Regions from separate parts of the Homo sapiens genome. Here region 1 is linked to region 2. A link is a loop called in an ENCODE intact Hi-C map of the cell type or tissue named here. Cell type or tissue: GM12878. All regions are shown on one strand.

The links. Hi-C counts contacts between places; a loop is a spot of excess contacts. Peaks named below come from ENCODE experiments on the same cell type or tissue, not always from the same donor. Only the 100,000 strongest peaks of a DNase experiment are listed, where the experiment ranks them.
Region 1: a loop joins it to region 2, with 18 times the contacts of the local background. A loop is called at or near these places in 20 of 110 quality-filtered maps.

The regions. Positions count from the first base shown.
Region 1 is chr10:133,303,651-133,306,150 of GRCh38, forward strand. All of the region lies in intron 1 of TUBGCP2 (tubulin gamma complex component 2), which reads right to left. Among named protein-coding and RNA genes, the nearest start is that of TUBGCP2, 4.0 kb to the right of the region's middle. In GM12878, a CTCF peak has its summit at 1,247 (motif pointing right); a DNase peak (open chromatin) is centred at 2,354; H3K27ac peaks cover 486 bases.
Region 2 is chr10:133,142,812-133,145,311 of GRCh38, forward strand. It overlaps the pseudogene RPL5P28. Among named protein-coding and RNA genes, the nearest start is that of KNDC1, 16 kb to the right of the region's middle. In GM12878, a CTCF peak has its summit at 1,240 (motif pointing right); no DNase peak of the experiment used is centred here.

The DNA.
Region 1 (2,500 bases), 160 kb after region 2:
AGCCCGCGGTGCTCAGCCGCAGCTCCATTCACTTGGCCGGCTCTGCGTTACTTTTTCACTCTGGTACCCGTGACATCTCCTTTTCTTGCCCAAGCGTGGCTACCGACAGAGACGCTTCTGGTAGGACTTCTACACGTTCCCTACACGTTTGAGCTAGGTGAAGTTCCACTGCAGCTCCAGCTGCCCCAGGGGCTCACCAGGAGACATATAACACATATGAGATCGAAGGCGTCACAGACACCCAAGTGGGCAGCAGAACACTGCGTGGGGTCAGGGTGTAGGGTGAGCCCACCCCTGGGTCAGGGGGCAGGGTGAGCGCCGCCCCTACTCTCCCACCAGTGGCTGCTCATTAGCCTCTGTCACCAAGAGTTCCGATACAAGGCCATTAAGACAAACACATGGCTGTGTGCAGTGGCTCTCGCCTGGAATCCCAGCATTTTGGGAGGCTGAGTCAGGTGAGTCACTCGAGGCCAGGAGTCAAGACAGCCTGGGCAACACAGTGAGACTCTGTCTCTACAAAAAATACAAAAATTAACTGGGCATGGTAGCATATGCCTGTAGTCTTAGCTACTCGGGAGGCTGAGGTGGGAGGATCGCTTGAGCCACTCCAGCCTGGGCGACAGAGGGAGACCCTGTCTCAACAAAAAACAAAACAAAACAAAAAACACAGGCAAGGCAACTGGCTATAGATTACAAAACAAATATAAGCAAACTTTACATGCTTCACAAACATTTCATCTACACAAGGGTTCTTAAGCCGGTATCCATGAGTAATCAGTAACAGATGAGCCCTTGAAAGTTATGGGCAAAATAACTTTTTATTTTCTGAGGAGATGACCCTTCAACAAATTCTCAAAGGCTCTATGACCCAAAAAAGGTAAACAACCACTCTGCTGACAGCTTCAGGGAGACAAGGATGAGCTCAACAAAACATCGAGTGTGGGCGGCAAGCCACCCAGGTGCCGAGGCAAGAGACCGAGGGCACGAGCTGTTCCAGTGTAACAAAATATATAAAACAACAAGAGTTATGCTAGATCTAGATCATAGATATGATTATATATGAATATCATTAATCATCAGTTTGTAGCAATTACTCTTTATTCCAATATTATAATAATCCTTGCTCTACAATCATAACCTAGGAAAAACCAGGCCATACAGAGATAGGAGCTGAGGGGACATAGTGAGAAGTGACCAGAAGACAAGAATGTGAGCCTTCTGTCATGCCCGGACAGGGCCACCAGAGGGCTCCTTGGTCTAGCGGTGATGCCAGCGTCTGGGAAGATGCCCCTTGCCAAGCGGACCTTGGTCTAGCGGTAGTGTCAGTGTCAAGGAAAAACACCCGCTACTTAGCAGACCGGGAAAGGGAGTCTCCCTTTCCCCGGAGAGTTTAGAGAAGACTCTACGCCTCCAACTCTTGTGGAGGGCCTGACATCAGTCAGGCCCGCCCGCAGTTATCCGGAGGCCTGACTGTCTCCCTGTGATGCTGTGCTTCAGCGGTCACACTCCTGGTCTGCTCTCATGTTCCATCCCGTACACCTGGCTCCGCCCTCTAGATAGCAGTAGCAAAATTAGTGAAAGTATTAAAGTCTTTGATCTTTCTGAAAAGAACATAGAAGAAATAATGACATAAGCTGTCCTCTCTCTCTCCGCCTCGGCTACGTAACAGGGAAGGGCCCCATGTCTGGTGGACACATGACACACATGACCTTATCAATCATTGGAGATGACTCACACTCTTTACCCTGCCCCTTTTGCTTTGTATCCAATAAATAACAGCGCAGCCAGGCATTCGGGGCCACTACCGGTCTCTGCGTCTTGGTGGTAGTGGTTCCCCGGGCCCGCTGTCTTTTCTTTTATCTCTTTGTCTTGCGTCTTTATTTTTACAATCTCTCATCTCCGCACACGAGGAGAAAAACCCACCGACCCTGTGGGGCTGGTCCCTACAATAGAGTACAGAAGACTCAGCACATACTCCCACAATATGCTAATTCACTAACGATTATTAGCACGGGACTCGACACCGAGATTCTAATCCTGTGTGATGGAAGACAGTTTATCTGTAGATGAACATCAAATACTGGTCACAGGCAGGGTATCTCCGAAAATGGAAGGAGAGCGATAAGAAGGCATGGTGCTGAGTTGCTCACACACATGCTTTTGACCCAGGAGGTGCTCACGGTAACTACAGTTCAAGCACAAGGCCAGCAGGGCACGCGCCATGGAGCCCCATGCAGTCTGGACACTGACGTGGCTACTTCTAGGCTGTGGGACCCTGAACAAGGACACGTCCTCTCCAAGCTTCTTCTGAAAAGGGGAAGCCCTAGGTCCTGCGTAGAGCTGTGGTAGAGAGAAGTGAAATCACCCTGAGAAAGCACAGAAGGGCCCATACGTGGTAAGTTCTTACACTGTTGTTACCAGGAAAGCAGAAACAAACATGCGGCACCATTGCTCCCTGGAGGTGTTAACTCTGTTATCTGGGAAATGGTTAGGTTTACAA
Region 2 (2,500 bases):
CACTTCTGTGGCCGGACATGTGTGTCTCCAGGGACACCAGCTGAGTGTCCTATAATTCCGTTCAGCCTCTACACCATCTACCCGGCGATGGTGTCCGGCCCCACGAGGGGAAGCTGTCCCACAAGCCACCCGCACTGCAGGTCCCGATCACAGGTCTGGCCCACCCGGATGCTCCTTTCTGACTGGCTGCAAAGTGGGGTTCCCATGATCCCCTCCTTGGGTTCGATTAATTTGCCAGGACGGCTCGCAGAACTCAGGGAAGTGCTTATGTACATTTACCCGTTTATTCTAAAGGATATTATAAAAGATGCAGATGAGAAAGCAGCTTTTATCTGAGGAATGTGGGTCCCTTTAAGTTATCAGCCCAGAGAGGCCCTGGAATAAGAGCGGCCGCCCTCCCTGCCTTAGAGACCGACCGACACCAAGTAGCAATAAATGAGCCTGACATGCCCCACGCCAGGCCGTCACTCAGACCCCAGAGTTCAACAGCCGTTGACTGGTGAGTCAATGGCGGCCCTGTAGACAGAGGAGACTCCTGACAAACAGCTGAGCTAATCACCAGTCAACAGCCACCCTGTAGACAGAGGGGACTCCTGACAAACAGCTGAGCTAATCACCAGTCAACGGCCGCCCTGTAGACAGTGGGGACTCCTGACAAACAGCTGGTGTGGGTCACACCTCGTCTTTTTTTTTTTTTTCTGTCTGTAGGTTTATTGTCTTGATCTGAAAAATCCTCATAGGTAATTGTTCGGTTGAGCTCTCAGCAGCTCCTGAGCTCCAAGGAAGCTTGCCTTCTTTGAGCTACCCGAACTTTCTTCTGAGCAAAGGCCATTTTGGGACGGTTTTGCCTCTTCTTTCGAACTTCTTTCTTGGGCTTCTTCTCATAGCCTGGATTCTCTTGTAGAGCAGCATGAGCTTTCTTATCTCTCTCCCCCACTGTGGGCGGCAAGCCAGCCAGGTGCCGAGGCAAGAGACGGAGGGCACGAGCTGATCCAGTGTAACAAAATATATAAAACAACAAGAGTTATGCTAGATCTAGATCATAGATATGATTATATATGAATATCATTCATCATCAGTTTGTAGCAATTACTCTTTATTCCAATATTATAATAATCCTCGCTCTACAATCATAACGTAGGAAAAACCAGGCCATACAGAGATAGGAGCTGAAGGGACATGGTGAGTGACAAGTGACTACAAGGCAAGTGCGTGAGCCTTCTGTCATGCCCGGACAGGGCCACCAGAGGGCTCCTTGGTCTAGCGGTGATGCCAGCATCTGGGAAGACACCCGTCGCCGAGCAGACTGTGGTCTAGCGGAAGCGTCAGTGCAGCGGTCACGCTCCTGGTCCGCTCTCATGTTCCATCCCGTACACCTGGCTCCGCCCTCTAGATAGCAGTAGCAAAATTAGTGAAAGTATTAAAGTCTTTGATCTTTCTGAAAAGAACATAGAAGAAATAATGACATAAGCTGTCCTCTCACTCCCCGCCTCGGCTACCTAACAGGGAAGGGCCCCATGTCTGGTGGACACGTGACTCACATGACCTTATCAATCACTGGAGATGACTCACACTCTTTACCCTGCCCCTTTTGCTTTGTATCCAATAAATAACAGCGCAGCCAGGCATTTGGGGCCACTACCGGTCTCTGCGTCTTGGTGGTAGTGGTCCCCCGGGCCCGCTGTCTTTTCTTTTATCTCTTTGTCTCGTGTCTTTATTTCTACAATCTCTCGTCTCCGCACACGGGGAGAAAAACCCACCGACCCTGTGGGGCTGGTCCCTACACCCCACCATGTCTGGAGTTACGCTGTTCTTTATGTATTGAGAGAACTGTTTCTTGTAAGCATCTTCATCTTCTTGCATTAAGTAGCACATGTAATCTGCAACATTCTGGCCCATGATGCCCTTCCGTGTACTTCTGCATTAAATTCCTTGTTTTCAGAATCATAACCAGGAAATTGTTTGGTACTGTGAGGGATAGACCAGCCTCCATCCACAGCTCCATTCAGGGCGCCAAAAGCTTTATTGCCAGTGGTAGTTCTGGCAAGGCCTGCATCCATATAGCAGGTGAAGGCACCTGGCCGACCAGCAATGCTTTCCACATTCTATTCATCACCAGTCACCTCCACTTCGCCTTCTTAGATCTTGTCCAGGCCAGACCTATTGAGAAACCTGCAGGCCAGCAGCAGCCAGGACAATACGCTGTGGCATAATTTATCAGGCCGACCTTCACACTGTATTTTGGCAGGTCATGTGCATACGCTGTGCAGACTATCATACCCCCTCTATCTGGGCATAAGCGATCTGACAAATGATATCTCTGTTTGTTACACCAACTATCATCCTGTATTTGGGTGTGTTGTATTTGTTTTTATACTGAATCGCCAAGCGTTTCCGAGCATAGCAATCAGTTTTACCCTCTCATCATCTTCTAAATTTCACTTGGTATCTCTTAAAGTCGGCCTTATCCTGCACAACTTTAACAAACCCCATCCTGCGG